Linked DNA regions of Homo sapiens: region 1 is linked to region 2. Evidence: chromatin loops called from intact Hi-C (ENCODE). Cell type or tissue: mammary epithelial cell. All regions are shown on one strand. Each heading gives the region's core, and the rest is flanking DNA. Links, peaks and the distances in the headings are about the cores only.

What was found. Hi-C counts contacts between places; a loop is a spot of excess contacts. Peaks named below come from ENCODE experiments on the same cell type or tissue, not always from the same donor. Only the 100,000 strongest peaks of a DNase experiment are listed, where the experiment ranks them.
Region 1: it touches region 2 in a loop (5-fold over the local background); 3 of 110 quality-filtered maps call a loop at or near these places.

Annotation. Positions count from the first base shown.
Region 1 is chr9:114,801,590-114,810,566 of GRCh38, forward strand. It overlaps TNFSF15 (TNF superfamily member 15), which reads right to left and starts at 4,450. Exons shown (of 4, transcript NM_005118.4): 1 at 4,214-4,450. The coding sequence starts at 4,423. In mammary epithelial cell, for the core only: a CTCF peak has its summit at 4,278; DNase peaks (open chromatin) are centred at 3,132, 4,212 and 4,762; H3K4me3 peaks cover 635 bases; H3K27ac peaks cover 2,225 bases.
Region 2 is chr9:114,677,308-114,686,513 of GRCh38, forward strand. TEX48 (testis expressed 48) reads right to left here and starts at 4,885. Exons shown (of 5, transcript NM_001199233.2): 1 at 4,728-4,885. In mammary epithelial cell, for the core only: CTCF peaks have their summits at 4,379 (motif pointing right) and 4,929 (motif pointing right); a DNase peak (open chromatin) is centred at 4,944; H3K27ac peaks cover 1,099 bases.

The sequences.
Region 1 (8,977 bases), core at 1-8,000, 120 kb after region 2:
CTAATCCCTCACTCCTTGACAGACACTTCAAATACTTTATTTCTAATTATTCCCATTTTATACATAAAGAAGCCGAGGCCCGAAAGGGTTAGGTAACATGGTTAAGAAGTGTCTAGGCCAGAATTCAAGCTGGATTTTAACTTTCAACCCTAAACTCTTCCAAGATACGTCTGTCTAATATTCTGCAGAAATCTAAAGGACCTAACAGTTTTATTATTTCTATACTTTTTTGTATAGGTAGCATACACATTTTGTATGGAAGAGGCTAGGTTTATAAATGACTCCCTCCTTCCCTTGCTGACAAGCCACCCAGTTTTCTACCAGGATGCTAGCAGAATTACTACTTTCTTTTGTGCGCTTCCTGAGATATAACATGCATTTCCAAATATGTTCATATAGGTAAATATTTTCATAAAAGGAATGTACCACATTATATATGCTGTTAACGCACTTTGCTTTTTTTTCAGTTAACTTGTGTGCAATGGGTTGTATTTGCTTGGCTGCATAAGAGGGTGAGATATTTATCTTTGCCATCTCTTGGTAGATTGCCTGTGATGTGCATCACATTCTGGTTTAATGCTTATTCAACAATAAAACTGTTTTCTTTCTCTACTACCTTTGTGGAGAGGATTTCTAGATTGGGAGAAGACTTTGGTTTTTTTTGTTTTTGTTTTTGTTTTTGAGACGGAGTCTTGCTCTGTCACCCAGGCTGGAGTGAGCTGGCGTGATCTCAGCTCACTGCAACCTCCGCCTCCCGGGTTCAAGTGATTATCCTGACTCAGCCTCCTGAGTAGCTGGGACTACAGGCGCGCGCCACCACGCCCAGCTGATTTTTGTATTTTTAGTAGAGACAGGGTTTCACCATGTTAGCCAGGGTGGTCTCGATCTCCTGACCTCGTGATCCGCCTGCCTCAGCCTCCCAAAGTGCTGGGATTACAGGCATGAGCCACTGTGCCCGGCCAGATTTTGTTTTTAATTGTATTTCTGTAATGTAAGCATGCTGTGTTAGCTCTCTGATTCTTAATTCTCTCTTTGGAAAAATACAGGTAGCCTTACTCTCTGCTGGGCCAGTAGTTCTAGATGGGTGACTCTGTGGGTGGCATAAGATTTGCCATCTGAAGTTCTTCAATGGGAGAGGGGTGAGGCTCAGTAACTGGTATAGTTGTGGTAATAGTTTTCTCCATGGTATTACTGATCTCCTTCTTCCTTTGATCCATGGTGTGGCCACCTGGCACTTGGAACAGCACAAATATGGCTGCCTGAATGCACAGGGAAGGAGGCCAGATGGTCCAGTTTCAAATTGTGGCTCTGTCACCGACTAGAGGTATGGGATTGGGCAAATCTCTTCAATCCCCTGGGCCTCAGTGTCCCTATGTGCAAAACTAGGCACTTTAGGCTAGCTGACCTTCAAAGGCCTTGTTATCTCCAATGACCTGCGATCATCTGACTGGTTTTTACCCATAATGGTGTCTGTGATCTGGACCTCAGCCACAGCTTCTAGCCCAGGTGCCTTCCTTCCCTCCTCCAGAAAGCTTTTCCTGAACCACCCCTGTCTCTGTGGCTGGGCCGGGAGAGCATCTGAAATTCCATAGCACCTCTCTGTTGAAATAGCCTATTTCCTGAGGCCAACATCAAATTTTCTCTGTAGTTGCCTGGTGCCTGGGGTAGAGTGATGATCACGTCACAGCCACCATGTGCATGCGGCTCTCCCCACATTTCTAACATACACAATGCTCCTTCTGCACACGCCTTATTGGTGCTGTCAGAGTATTGATATTAATACCCCCTTCAGAGAAAAGGAAAAAGGCTCAAAGAAATGAAGCCACATGCCTATTTTCATAGCTGGAAGTGAGCCACATTTCACTGTATGTTTACCCAAGTTCTCCTTGGTGCCCTGGTTTTCCCTCCTTGAATCCAGTCTTTTCCCATCTCCTCTGAGCCATTTCTTCTCCATCAGTCCCTCCAGATCCTCTCTCAGCCCTTCCTGACCCTGCTCTGTCCTGTGAAGCTGACTCCTGGCTCAGTTGCCCCTGGACCTTTGAGCTCTGGCTTCCTCCTGAGCCTGGTCAATGGGATTGGATTGGAGGCAGGGTGGGGGATGGGGGAGCAGTCAGCATTCCCTCCTTCCTTCTGTGCTCTTGCTGCTGTTTTGGCAGTGACTGCCTTTCTCCCCAGAGCCCTTAGGTCTTCCAGGCAGGCCCTCTCCTAGGCTTTAGTTCTCTCTGGGTTTCTCTAACACTTCTCCCTCCATGTGCCCTTCATGCCAAGGCATGGTTGCTGGTTTCCCACTGTTGCTAGTGCTGGATGTTCCAGCCCTTTCAGTTCCCTTCAATCCGTCTGCATCTCAGCAAAGAGGCCCTTCTTTAAATCCCTTCAAACTCTTTAAATATTCTTCTACAAATGCACTTTCTTGAGTGAGCCAGCTGTTTCTTTTCAGGACCCTGATTGCTACATGAGCCCAGCCTCACCCCCATTTCCCTCTCCTTTTCTTCTGACACACTAAGAAGTTACAGAGCCTGGGCAAACCAGAGCTGCAATCATCCCCACACATCTGCTCTCCAGGAAGATGAATTTAATGATAATGGAATGGATGGTGTCAGCCTTATTCATTTCTTGAGCATCTGCAATTGGATAGGCACAGTGATAGATTCAGGTAGGGGCAGTAGCAGTGAGTAAAAAAGACCCCGTGCCTTCCTTCACCGAGCTTCCCGTCTAGTGACAGTGCATGTCTCCATCTCACCTTCTGGCTGGGCAAGTCATGGATCCTCCCTGGTCTGTAACATTCTGCTTGCTGGTCTTCTAGATAGACAAAGGCAGTCCTCGCCTTCTGCTGACCAAGGGCTCTCAGACATCATCTTGATCGTGGGAACCTGTCATGCCTCTGGGCTTCCTTCAGACCCCAGTGCAGGTTTCTGGAGGCCACTCAGTGTCTCATTCAAGGACAACTATCTCCTTCTGGCTAAAGAGGGACAGAGTCCCAGAGCACCAACTGGGCGCTGCAGTTTGACTTCCAGCAGAAACTGGCCCCTTGGTGGTCAAAGGGTCAAAGTCTGACTTCCCATGACCTGCGGTTCTTCTTTAACATAAACAGCATTTCCGGTTTGTCTGCATATTTCTACATTTTATGAGCAATGGCATCTGGCCATGAACGCTGCTGCCTGAATCACAGTCTGTTTGTTGACCCTGATGGGGCAGCGAGAATTACAGATTTTCCATGGCTTACTTGTGGTGTCTATGCTTTGAAACTGGCCAGGATTGCTTAGAGGCTAGGTTTCCAGTTAAACCCATTGAAAACCCATTTTTTTCCCTTTGCAATTTAATACTTTGAACTGAAATGAAATCAGCCACCATAGATTATGAAGGGACATTTTTAAAAAGGATATTACTGGAAAGACTCATTCCTTAGGTTTTGAGGTACATCTTTGTTGTTCCCAGCCAAGAATTATGTTTTCTTCTTGACACCTATCGCTGCCCCTACCATTGTTCTCCCTAGACTTCATATTCTTTTTCTGACTAGGCTTCTCCCAGGCCTCAGCAAGACCTTAGAGATAGACAACCAGGCAGGAGGTTCTTTCTTAAGCTCTAAAAAGAGAAAAAGTTCTAAACCCAAGAAAAAGAGTGGGTAAAGAAATTATAGCATCCACATATAGGAATGTGTATCTATAGCATCATGTTGTTGTGAATTCATTAGCATATAAATAAAATCATAATATATTAGCAGACTCAGAATAATCTCGTCTCATTAAAAAATCCGTTTTATATCTGGCATATAATTCTGTACAGAATTATATATCCCAAACTGTTAACAGTGGTCAGCTATAAGAGTTATGGGTAATGATGACTTTCTTCCTCTCCTTATCTGTATTTTCTAACTTTTTTCAATGACCGTGTTAGTTATGTAATTTTAAGTTTTTTTCTTAAATAAAAAGAATCTTCCCAAATTACCAGTATACTATGATTATAATTATCTAAAAAATATGAGGCTGAAGGTTATCCCCACAGTAAAAGAAGGGACTGTTCATTCCCTAGAAATATTGAGAATAAACACCAAATTGAACCTCTCCACCCCTCCCACTCTACATTTCCTCTGCATGTAGAAACAAGAAATGTGATACATCAAGAAACTCTATCCTCTGTCCAGAGCTGAAATAGTTGCCACTCACTGCAGAGAGTCCACTGCTCCTCCCCAAGGTCAGAGTGCCATGTGGCTTACCTGGAACTGCACACAGGCCTCTCCCTGGGCCCGGAGCTGGCTGACAAGCAGGTATGTGGTGAGTCCTGCAAGGAAGGGGAGCAACACCAGGCAGCAGGTGAGAGCCCAGCGTGCGCTGCTGCTCCTGGCCTTGGGCCTGCAGCTGCCGTGCTCTGGCAGCATTTCCACACTGGCTGTTTCCCCAAAGCTCAGTCCCAGATCCTCGGCCATGCTCCTGCTGCTCCTGGAGGCACCTCTGACTCCTGGGCAGAGAGAGCCCCCATTAAATAGAAGACCAGCTCTCACAGTGGGTGACTTAATCACTCAGTCTCCTCCTTCCCTTTTCCTCTCCCCTCCCCTCTTCAAGAGCACACTGTGGCCCTACCCTGCTAGAGAATGCACCGCCTACAACAGAAACCAAGTTTGGTTTGAGGAAAAAAAAAAAAAAAAAAAAAAGAAGAAGAAGGAGAAGAAGAAAGCTTTCCCAAGCATATTTATATACAGTATGCTCATGTGCTCCTTCCTTCGTTTACAGAAGGAAGTTAGGAAAGTCCCTGAAGGAGGAGAGAAAGAATTCATCAAGTCAGTGGGTGGGGCAAATTAAAATATACCTGTTCCCTGCACTGGAGGCTTACCAGCTGTGCCAGTCTGGGGAGTGTGCTTCTGGAAGTGAAAGTGAGGGATGAGAGGTGTGTGGTTTGCAGATTGGGAAACGGAAATCACATTTGCATCAGCTCTTTGCAAAGTGCTGCCTAGCCCTCTGTCATTTTGAACCTCATAGAAATTCATTCTCAGTGTACAGATGGGAATAGCAAAGTTCTAAAAGGTGAAGGCACTTGTCCTAGGTCATCCAAGGATGAAGACAGAGGAGCTAGGAAGATGACCTAGTTCTAAATCACGGCTTGGAGTTGTAACCTCTAGCACATGACTGCCCATGAAAGGAAAGTATTTCCAGTCTGCATTGACCATTGTTTAATCAGAGTATGAGGCCACAGATCGAGGTGACTGTCTGTGAGGGTAGAACATTAACCACTACTCCCTGATTAGTCTAAAGTTAATTGATCATGTGATGTGCTTTGCCTGCAGTTGGGTGTGGGGGCCACAACATGTAATAAAAGATTATATTTATTAAGTGCTTACTTTGTGCCAATCACTGCTCTAAGTTAAATACATCAATAAAATTATTCAATCCTGAGATAAATTTTGTGACAATAAAGCTATCATTCTCATTTTACACATAAGAAAATAAAGCACAGACGGCAAGTGGTAGAGCCAGGATTGGGACTCAGGCAGGCTGGCTGCTGGCTTCTTCACCATCACACTTCACCATAGGTACTGCTGGATCATGCATGTTCATAAATACCTGCACTGTCTTTACCCAGGAGTGGGTAAGACCCTGCAGTGAGGGGGTTGAGGGGGCTTCCTGGAGAAAGAGGTGGTGTTGGAACTCGGCCTTAGAGCTCAGGGAGGGTTGATCTCAGAGGAAAGTAAAGGACCCTGGGAAAAGATGGGTTCTAGAAATAATAGGAAAGTTTAAGGAATGGCCTGTGATGTACGGCAGAAACCAGTTTTACTAGCGCCTCCATCCAGTTGCTACTTCTGGTTATGTCACAGCCTGGACTCTTCAGGCTACTTGGAAAGGCCTTTCATGGCTTGGTCCCTGCTCACTGTCACCCGTCCCCAGTGTCCAGCCTCAACTTTTACTACTTTCCCAAGCTGCAGTTCCCTGGATACACTATTGACTAGCTGTACTGTTGCAAAATGGAAGTGTCCAGTCCTCTTCCTTCATATCACTATGCTCCTATGCTCATTCTAGCAAAGGATGATTTTCATGTCCCATGGCTACTCATTCTTGGTTTAACAAATCTATTAAAAAATGTCTTTGAGACTAACCTAAATCTCTGCTATTGTAACTTAACCTTTCTTTTCTATGCTCCTGTTCCTTAATTGTGTGTAGAAACCATTTTTGTATCCGCCTGCCTCCAAGATTGGGTAAGATGATCATATTCTATGTTCCTATAGCTTCCCTTTCTTCCCTATCATTGAATACCTCCTACTAGACTATGTTTGACCATTCCTTCTGTCTCCCCAATTAGACCATCAGGTCTGGGAGAGCAGGTACTAAGTCATAACCCTTCCCCATGACTATTGCTCCTAACTGTTATTCAATAGACTCATTACCATCTACTAAAATAAGCATCTAACGTATTTTCAAAGAATTCTAGCAAAGGATGATTTTGATGTCCCATGGTTACTCATTCTGGATTGAACAAATCTATTAAGAAACATCTTTGAGATTAACCTAAATCTTTGCTATTGTAACTTAACCTTTCTTTTGATGACTGAGTAGCATTCTATGGTACGGATATACAACAGTTTGTTTAATCATTCGCCCACTGAAGGACATTTGGGTTATTTCCAGTTTTGAGTTATTATGAATAATGCTGTTGTGAATATTTGTGTACAGATTATTTTGTGTGAACATGTTTTCACTTTTTCTGGTATAAATGCCCAAAGTGAAATTGTTGGCTGTATGGTAAACAAATGTTTAATTTCCCATGGTAAAATTAACTGCCATGGTAAAAACATACCATGTTTTTTACCATGGTATGTTTTTACCATGGCAGTTACCTATAAAATTTAAGCAGTTGCCTAAATATAGCAGTTATCTACAATTAATTCTGTAGGTAACTGTATGGCAGTTACCTACAACCAGAGTGGTTGTATCATTTTACTTCCCACAAGTAATGTGTGAAAGGTCCAGCATCCTCTCTGTATCCTCTCTCCAGCATTTGGTGCCTTTACTATATTTTGCTTTTGCCGTTCTGATAAGTGTGTGGTCGTATCTCACTGTGGTTTTAATTTGCATTCCCCTAATGGCTAATCATGTTGAACATCTTTTCACATACTTATTTGCCATCTGTATAACTTCTTTGATAATACAGAGATCTATTTTGGCTGCCAGGAGGTACTTCTTTTTTCCTTCTTGAATCTCAGTGGATTCAAAGGCAAAAAGTAAATCACTTAACAGATAAATGATGAGTTATCGCACTTGAGTATGTGCAAGATAGTGTTCTAGGTACTGGGGATAAAACAGTGAAAAGAACAGACAAAACCTCCTGCTTTCATGAAGCTTATATTCTGGTGGGGGGAGACGGCCAGTAATTAAAACAAATAAGTTAATTTATAGTACATTAGATGGCCTTAAGTGATTTAGAAAAAAAAAAGAGATAAATGATCTTAATTGCAATTGAAAATAGAGTTGTCAGAATAGACCTCATTGAGAGGAGACATATGAATGAAGACTTGAAGAGGGTGGGGGAGGACGTGGAGGTGTCTGGAGGAAGAGAGCCTGGCATTGAAGCCAGTGTACATGGTGTATTTACAGAGCAGCAAGGTGGCCAGGTCAGCTGGGGCAGTGGGTGAGGGGGAGTGGGGGGACCACAAGGTCAGAGTGATGGAGGAGGCTGACCGTGTGTGTCCTCCTGGGTCCAGGTAGGACTTGGCTTCTTCTTCACTGAGTTTGATGGGAAGAGAGGTGGTGGTGAGTGGAGTAGGGGTTCTTTGGAAGGTGATGGGCGGAGAGGTGGCAGGCTCTGATTTTACTTTGAAAAGATCATCCTGTTTGCTGTGTTGAGAACAGCCTGAAGTCTGGGAGACCCATTTGGAGACCACTGCAATCATCCAGGAGAGGCAGGATGGTGGCTTGGATGAGGTGATGACAATGAGGGTCACAAGAAATAGTGGATCCTGGATATATTAATATTTTAAACTAGAGCAGACATAATTTCTTATTATGCTAGATGTGGAGTGAGAGAGAAAGAGAAGAGAAAAGTCTGAGTCAAGGGCTTTTTGTTTGAGCGTGGGGTGCGTAAAGACATCTTTAATGGAGGCAGGGCAGGCTTTGGCTAGATGCTTGAGAGCGGAGATTGAGATAAATAAAGTAAGGGGACTTTTAGATGACCAAGCGGAGGCAATTAATAGGTAGATGAACGGTTATTTGGGGCTTCCAGGCAGAGGCTTGCATGGAGATACTAATTTGAGAGTCATGCTTGACACGGCACCTACCACACAGTTAATACTCAAAGTGGAGGGTCTCCATAAGATTACAGGCCGTCAAATCCTGTATCTCAAGTCCTTGGAGCCAGGTTTCAAAAAGCATTAAGTTGAACCATCTGAAATTGCATATATCTGGTCATTTTTGACCTGCAATAATAATAGTTTTATATGGTTGTCCTGAGTAACCTATTACACATACCTTATATTTCATAACACTTTTGGTGGGGTCTGAAACAACACCTAATAATCAAATACAGAAAGAATTCTGCAGCCCAACATACTCATACTGAATGTGATAGGTAACAATTCCCAACAACACATGCCCTTTCAGGTCAGCTTTTGCTGCCAAATGCTTTCAGTTTTTAGATATTTTTGGATTTTGTTTACGGACTGGTATTATTATCACTGTTGCTGTTATTATTGTTACCATTCTGTATGGCATTCAGGGGGTTGAACTAGGCAATAAGTAGAAGTTACTGAAAGGCAAACTTTGGCTCAATTTGAAGACTTTGTCAATACTGTCCAAAGATAAATCATGTTGCTTCCAGAGGTGGGGGCTCTCTGTTTCAACGATAAGGACAGGACCTGAATGGCCACTGATTGAGAATATTTTAGAGGAAATTTGATTATTGGAGAAATGATTGGAGTTGATGTCTTTTATAGCTTTTGCTCCTACTGAGACAAGATGACTCTACATTTTTTCTACTTTTCAGGCCTTCTTCTCTT
Region 2 (9,206 bases), core at 388-8,387:
ATGATTTTAGCTCTGATGTATTTCATTGAGTTCTCTTTAGTGGATTTATTTCATTTTCCTATAATTTATAAAGAAATAGAAATTTATACAGGCAGTTAGATCTTTTGTTTTGGAGATACACCATTTAGCAAATATCCTTGCCATTAATCTGCTTCGTATTCTGCTACTTGCTTTAGTTTCAGTTGTCTTCATCCACTTATAAAAATGCTTGCCTCACGGGGTTTGGCTTTGTTCCAGACTGCCTTGTGTATGTTGAATGTAGAAGGATGCACTTCATAAGAAAGGAATGGAAGCATAGCTCTGACAAGCCCCCACCATGAGTCAGCCCTGAGTGTCTGGAGTTTTACTGGAGTGGTAATTGATTTGTCTAGAAGAAATTGCTAAAACCTGGACTTGGGTCCCTCTAAACCTTTGTCAGCATGTGTTCTGTCTTGGTAAATCATAAAAGAAGGTCACTTTTTTTTTTTAGCTTATATTCGGGAGTCAGTAATTTTCAGGTTTTTGATCATGTGGCCTCTTTTAGGCTCTGCTTGGTCAAGAAATTCAAGACACTGCACAAGTAGAAACTGTTTATCAATTGTAGCGTGCTCTTTCCTGCTTGTCGTGGTCTCATCTGCATTAAGGTTGTTGCCTCTTCCTGGAAAAACTCCGTATATATACTCTCACTATAGGTACTCTCATGTATTTGTCTTAATAAATGGCAAAAGTTCACTAGATGACTTAGGATTACTGTAGCCATGATGACAAAGTTTTGATGTCAAAAATCAGATTTAAGAGGAGCTCTAGAGAAGAGAGAAGACAAAAATGCCAAACATAAATAGAAGGCTTCTTTGTCTGGAATGCTATGGCCTCAGGAAGAAAAAGATAAAAAAGACCTTACTCTTACTCAAACCTTCTGACACCTGTTTTCTTTGCTTCTGTCTTTCTCTCTCCACCCAACTTGATCTTTACTACCCACGTATACTCCTCTTACTCCTTCCCCTGGCTGCCCAAATAAACTTTTTCAGGGAGCATTTTTCTAGAGAAGAACAATCACATTGCACAACACCCACCTAAAACTTCTGCACTGAAGGTAGATCAAGAGAGGCCGAATTTAAACTCTGAGTAAGAGTTGAGTTGGGTAAAAATAGAATCTTCCCAAATTTCAGAACAAAAGAAAGTTTGTTTTGTATATCCTGTGTAATTCAGGATTCTGTTCGTTACTTATTGTCTTGGACTATCATATTTGTACCAATTAGTTCATTTCGTTGTTGACCTTTAGGCCAGGCACAGTGGCTCACACCTGTAATCCCAGCACTTTGGGAGGCTGAGACAGGAAGATTGCTTGAGTTTTGGAGTTTGAGACCAGCCTGGACAACATACCTCATCTCTACTAAAAATTAAAATTTAGCTGGGCATGGTGGTGTGCACTTGCACTTCCAGTTACTCAGAGGCTGAGGAGAGAGTATTGCTTGAATTTGAGAAATCAAGACTTCAGTGAGCTATAATCATGCCACTGCACTCCAGCCCAGGCAACAGGAGATCCTGACTCAAAAAAAAAAAAAAAAAAAAATTGTTGACCTTCAACAATGGGGAAAATGTTTAAGAGTAGCAGGATGAAAAAGGTCAGAAGATTCAAATAACCTATCTATGCATAATATTTTTAAGCATGGACTTGAGAGGGTAAGAAAAATAGGAAGTATGCCACATGAAACTATTTTAAAAGATTTTCTCTTAAGGGTGGATAGGGCAAAGATTCAAGAATAACAAACAAAATGATGAATCAATAGGTGACTTAATAGACTTCAGGACACTTTCAAAGGACATTCTGGGGCAAACAAAAAGTGTAAGTAAAAGGAGCCCTTTCTTTATGCAAAAGCTCATATCTAAAATAGAGGATTTAGAAAAAATCAATTGGAATGGGAAATTCCATTAGTGTAGATATCTTGATCATTTTCCAAGAGTCCTAAAATGTTAACTAGAAATCGAGATAATCTTTTGACCTACTAGATAAAACAACTGGCCCCTGAAATAAAGACAGGACCCAAATCTCCTCTGTTCTTTAAGAATTTGGAGTCTGTGGAGAACACTTGCACTTACTGTATGCAGAAAGGCCATTAGAAGAACTAATGTTCCATGTCAGAAGGACAGCTGTCCATATCTGTCTACTGAGTCTTTCTGAGGAGAACTTTGCACTTAACATTTTCCTATTTTGCCTCTAAACTCCCAAAGGGCATTGTCTATAAATATAAATGAACAGCTATACTGCTTGCTTGTTGATATGGTTTGTTTCTTATGTGGAGATCAGACTCTTCTATTCCAACTATAATTAAGACTAATTGTTCTGCATGATGAATACTTAGACCATTCCAGTGCATGATTCTCCAGCACCCACGGTGGACTATGTCTTCTTACACAGAGTCTGAAGGGATGAAACCCTTCTTGGGGGTTTAACTACTAGTAGATGAAACAGACTTCTGAGGATTCTGAGTTGAACAATTTAAAGTGCCTTTTTTCCCCTCACCTTGACTGACACAGCAAATCATGTAGCCCACACCCTAGGGTACACCTGACCAATTTAAAATCCTTAGTTTGAGTAATTATGGATCACAGAAACCTTCGGGTTTTATTTTAGCTAATTAGGGGAGTCTGCACCATTGCTAACACTCCCGTTGTGCCTGGATTAATATCACAGGTGAGGTTAATCTATAGCTAAGCCCAAAGAAAAAGCAGCCTGGCTATCTAAGGTAGATGGTCATGCCAGGGAAATCATGGGGCATGACTCCAGAGAGGCTTTCAGATCTTTTTGAAAATACTTTTAATTGTCATTGTCCCTTTTTTTTTTTTTTTTTTTTTTTGAGATGGAGTTTTGCTCTTGTTGCCAGGGTTGGAGTGCAATGGTGCGATCTCGGGTCACTGCAACCTCCGCCTCCTGGGTTCAAGCGATTCTCCTGCCTCAGCCTCCCGAGTAGCTGGGATTACAGGCATGCACCACCACGCATGGCTAATTTTAGTTTTTAGTAGAGATGGGGTTTCCCCATGTTGGGTCAGGCTGGTCTCGAACTCCTGACCTCAGGTGATCTGCCAGCCTTGGCCTCCCAACGTGCTGGGATTACAGGCGTGAGCCACTGTGCCTGGCCTTAATTATCATTGTCTTGCATCATTCAGGTTCTGTTGTCCAGAGAGCTGAATGCTTTTATGTAGCCTCTGGTTTGACAAATGGTGAAACAAATGATTCAAAGAAAAAATGAGAAGAAATGAGGCAGACTGATACTCAAAATGAAAACCAGATCTCTGTACATGGAAAAATGGAACTGTGTTTTCAAGAAAAGCCAATGACAGTGGTGAAGATCTGGACAATCTTGGAGGGTCTTTCCTGCACCTTTAGTTGAGGGAGACCAGAAGGCAGATAATGAGAATTAAAAAGAGAAGCTCCCACATTCCTAGGTGACGATGGATTGCCCTGTAACCACGGTAACAACGAATCCCCAGAACCTGTGTGACACTCATTTAATCTATTAATGAAACTCCCTTGGTAACCATTCTAACAGACACATGCCAGTAGGTACATTTCATAGCTAAAGGTCTACCATTCCTAAACACTGCTGCCTCTGAAACACCACCAGTCCACGAACTCAACACCTCCCAAAGCCCCTTATGCATCAGCCATGAGCTTTGTTCAGAGACTTTGCCATACAAGCACAGTTCTCCCTTGTTTAACCAGAAATAAATTCAGTTTTTGTTTCATGTAGTGAATGCAGGCATCTTCCACCAAAGCAGCTTATGGATATACAAGAAAATGTAGTTATTCAAATTCTCTTTTTCTCTCTTTTTAATGCAAATGATAGCTTACTATACACCACGTTTTGCACCTTGATTTTTTTCAATTAAAAATAAACCGTGGAGATCGTCCGTATTATCAGCAGCGATCTGAAGCGCAGGTTTGTTGACACCCCGTGCTGATGCTCTCTCCACATCTTTACTAGAAAATTTTGCAAGAAAGAGGGTAGTAGAACCACTTTCTCCTCTAAGTGTTGACAGCAGAGAGCTTTGAGTTTTTGAACCCTCTTCAAGAAATGAAAAGGCTCTTAGGGAGAGCAGTGTATCAGTTACAAGCACATTCTCTGGGGGTATAATTCTTGGAGATCTACTGTTAGCTAGGAAATTTAGAATTTATGACCTCTTTGAATCTCTGTTTTCTGACCTGTAAAATGGGGATGAGAATAATAGTATCTACAATAGAAGGTAGTTCTGAGGATTAAATAATGATGGAAAGTGCTTAGCACAGCTTTCTGGTGTGTCGTAAAGGCTTAATAAATACAGATGAAGGTTCTGATGCTGATGAATATGTAGGGAGATGCCTAGGGGATGTGTGGCACTTCTTGCACTACCAGTGACCCCCTCTAGAGGGAAGCAGAAACCAAAGAAGAGGGCCCTTGGGTTGTCCCCAGTGGGTATGAACTTCAGGTCTCTAGTGACCCCATTGCACTTTGATCAGAAGAAAGATGAATGAGGTCAAACAGGAAGGCTTCTGGCGCTGCGGGCGGGGGTGGGGGAGGTCATTCAGCACAGGTGGAGACTGGGACCCAGAGAGAGAGAGAAACAGTGAGGTTAGAGCAAATGAAGGATGGGGATTGCTTCTTGGAGCAAAATGAATAGGTGTCCAGGAGTGGTGGGGACATTGTGCCTTTTAGTACAGAAAAATTATCACCTCCCGCCCTTTGGTTTAAACTGTGAGCCCCACTCACCTGCAGCTGGCAGAGTAGACAGAAGGCTGTCTGTGATGTCACAGAGCTGGGGAACCAGGGAATGTTGGGGCTGGGATGTTTGGACTGGACCACAACAGCGAGGAGGAGGGAGAAGTTCTGCTGAGCACGATGCCATGCTGGCCACCAGACTGTATACTGGGGCACAAGTCCTGGGGCCTCAGGAAGCACCTAGAGGATGGCCAGAAGGGGGCAGTACAACACTGGATGCTGTAGATCTGGGTGCCATTCTGTCTCTGTCCGCCCACTGGGTAGTAACCTTAGGCAAAGTGACTTCACGCTCAGGTTCTCCCTCTGCAATATGGGAATAATAATAATTTTTTTTTCTTTTTTGAGACAGAATCTCACTCTGTCACCCAGGCTGGAGCACAGTGGTGCAATCTTGGCTCACTGCAGCCTCCGCTTCCCAGGTTCAAGCGATTCTCATGCCTCAGCCTCCCAAATAGCTGGGGCTACAGGCATGCACCATCACGTCCGGCTAATTTTTGTATTTTTAGTAGAGACAGGGTTTCACCATGTTGGCCATGCTGGTCTCGAACTCCTGACTTCAAGTGACCCCCCCCCCCCCACCCCACCACCTTGACCTCCCAAAGTGCTGGGATTATAGGTGTGGCCTTCGCCTGGCCAGGAATAATAATAATTATATGTCCTGTTTGCATTTTTAAGTATTAAATGAAATCAGGTAAACATTTAACATGGTATCTAGATGTAGTAAGCACTTTAAGAAAGGGTAGTTATTAATAACATATGCAAAAATGAAGTGACATTTTCTTCCCTATTTATTTTTCAGAAAAGAAGGAATCACTTTGTATTGGAGTCCTGACAAAATCTCTCAGCTTATGGGGCACTCTTTCCATTCCTTTATTTAGGACAACCAAGTACTATTCATATATGGGGAAGCCACATTGGATTAACATGTTCTCAATCAGTGCTATCATTTGATGCACAGAGAGGTCACTGGATACAATAGAAACAGAAGAAAGCAAAGGAATTCAGCACAGCTGTGGGGTCATTCATGTGGTTGGGGCGGGTGATGTGACTCCACAGCTGTGCTGAATTCCTTTAATAAATATTTGATGGTGAGTTAAACAGCCTTTGAAAGCTCACAGGTAAAGCCACATTCTTTTTTTTTTTAAATTATACTTTAAGTTCTAGGGTACATGTGCACAATGTGCGGGTTTGTTACATACGTATATATGTGCCATGTAGGTGTGCTGCACCCATTAACTCATCATTTACATTTGTTATATCTCCTAATGCTATCCCTCCCCTCTTCCCCCCACCCCACGACAGGCCCCGGTGTGTGATGTTCCCCGCCCTGTGTCCGATGTTGCCCGCCCTGTGTCCAAGTGTTCTCATTGTTCAATTCTCACCTATGAGTGAGAACATGCGGTGTTTGGTTTTCTGTCCCTGCGATAGTTTGCTCAGAATGATTAAAGCCACACTCTTAAATGGTAATTGAAGGTTCTCCATTTTGGCTGCAAGTGAGATTCACTTGAAGTGTTTTTAAAACAAAGAATACCTGGGGCCTAACCCCAGATAAATTATAATTTTGGTAGGGTGTGGAAACTGGGTAGCAGTATGTTTACAAAAATTTCCAGGTGATTCTTGAGTATAATCAAGAACTGCTGAATTCCATTGTGCAGGTCATTATATACAGGTAAGCGGTGGTTCTCAGATCAGGCTGTATATTAGAATCATGGGAGGAGCTTTAGAAAATGCCACTCCTAGCACCTGCTCCCAGTCAGTAAAATCACTATTTTGGGGGCAAGGGCCCAGGTGTCGATAGATTTTACAGCTCCCCAGTTGATTTTAATTCGCAGCCAGCATTAAGAACTACTGATTTATAGAGGTTTTTTTTTAATCATAAATTTCATTGATGTGATACAAATGGATCCTTTTTAGCTTGGGATGAGCTTTTCAGGAACAGCATTATTTATATACAGATTCAAAAGCATTATTTAAAAAATAACTTAGAAATGAAGATAATATATTCTGAAAACCTGTGCTAGATGAGGTTAAAGATGTGTATGAAGCATTTGAATGAAATTGTTTCAGAAAATGAAAGATTGAGGATAGTGATATAGTTTGGCTGTGTCCCTACCCAAATCTCCTCTGGATTTGTAATCAAAATTGTAATCCTCACGTCGGGGGAGGGACCTTGTGGGAGGTCATTGACTCATGGGGGTGGTTTCCCCCATTCTGTTCTCCTGATAGTGAGTGAGTTCTCACGAGATCTGATGGTTTTATACGTGGCAGTTGCTCCCGCTCTCTTCTCTTTCACCTGCTGCCATGTAAGATGCGACTGCTTCCCCTTCTGCCATGATTGTAAGTTTCCTGAGGCCTCCCAAGTCATGCAGAACTGTGAGTCAATTAAACCTCTTTTCTTTATAAATTACCTGGTCGTGGGTATTTCTTTATAGCAGTGTAAAAACAGACTAATATGGATAGCAACACAGGTATTTCCAAATTAATGTATTTTATATAATATGCTCTGGCAAACACATATCAGGTACTGACTACTTATAAGTTGATGCTTGATTATTTCACCCATAGCACTAAATGTGTATATATTCAAATTGGAGAAAATACTTAAAATCTTTGCATAAAGAAACTGCCTTCTGTTTGGGGTGGTTTACCATTCAAGCATGTATGGTGTGATTACTTTCTTCTCTTTGGGTCTGGGAGGGGAGATGGGCCAACAGGCTTCTGTATTAATTTCTGGTTCAGGTAGGGAATAATGAAATCTTGACCTGATGCACTGGGCTAAGACAAATGGGTGGATTTTTACTCTGGTGATTTCACAGTGGGTAAGTTCTGGGGTCCGAGTACCTGGGTGGGACGCTTGCCTTCCTAACTTAATGCATGACCTGGGCCATAGCCATTAACCCCTCTAATTCTCAGTTTCCTTAACTTTAAAATAGAAATAATAATAGAGTTGGTGTGAGGAGTAAATTAGACCAGCCATGGAAAGCTGTAAATGTAGTGCCTGCTAGAGAGGCAGCACTCAATAAATTTTCCTTATTATTATCTGGTGTTGAGAGTGAAGGATTAGCTTTCACACCTGTGGATGTGAAATCAGGGAATTCAATTTAGGTTTTCAAAAGTTTTATTTTGTTTATTTTTATTTTTATTATTTATTTATTTATTTGAGACAGATTCCCGCTCAGTCGCCCAGGCTGGAGTGCAGTGACTCTATCTCCGCTCACTGCAAGCTCTGCCTCCTGGGTTAACGCTGTTCTCCTGCCTCAGCCTCCCGAGTGGCTGGGACTACAGGCGCCCGCCATCACGCCCAGCTAATTTCTTTCTTTCTTTTTTTTTTTTTGTATTTTTTTTAGTAAAGACGGGGTTTCACCGTGTTAGCCAGGATGGTCGCGAACTCCTGACCTCGCGATCCGCCCGCCTCGGCCTCCTAAAGTGCTGGGATTACAGGCGTGAGCCACCGCGCCCAGCCTTGTTTTTAAATAAAGTCTCGATCTGTTGCCCAGGCTAGAGTGCAGTGACATGAACTCGGCTCACTGCAGTCTTGACCTCTTGGGCTCAAGCCATCCTCCCACCTCAGCCTCCCGAGTAGCTGGAACCACAGGCACACACCACCACGCCAGGCTAATTTTTAAATTTTGTGGAGAGGGGGTCTTGCCATGTTGCCTAGGCTAGTCTCAAACTCCTGTGCTAAAGCAATCTTCCCACCTCTGCTTCCCAAAGTGGTGGGATTATAGGCTGAGCCACTGTGTCTGGCCCAAAACTTTATTTTGAAATAATTACAAATGCACAGAGAGTTACAGAGGTAACTTTGTAGCTTTCTCTCTTTAGAGAGAAACAAAGAGGTAACTTTGTAACTTTCTCTCTGCAGACAGTTCCCATGAACCCATCCCCCAGCCTCCTCCAATGTTAACATCTTGCCTTACTATATTACAAGATCAAAATCGGAAATTAACATTGGCCCAATCTACAGAGCTTATTCAAAGTTCAGTCGTTATTCAAGTACTCATTTGTGTGTGTATGTGTATAGCTGCATGAAATTTTATTACATGTGTAGCTTCGTGTAACTACCACCACAATCACGGTACTTAACTGTGCCATCACCACAAGGTTCCTTTCTGCTTCCGCTTTATAGCCACACCCACTCCCTCTCCCCAACATTTCTAACCCCTGGAAACCACTAACCTGTTCTACATTCTATAATTGTCATTTCATGAATATTACATAAATGGACACATGCAGTATATATGTATATTTCTGAGGTTGGCTTTTCTCAGCACAACTTCCTTGTTCCTCATATACATGAGGAACATGTATCAGTAGTTAGCTCCTTTTTATTGCTGAGTAGTAATCCATAGTAATGCATGTACCAAAGATTTTTTGACCATTCGCCCATCGGAAGATATTTGGATGGTTTGCAGTTTTTGGCTATTACAGATAAAGCTACTGAGAACATTTGTGTACTAGTTTCTGGTGAAA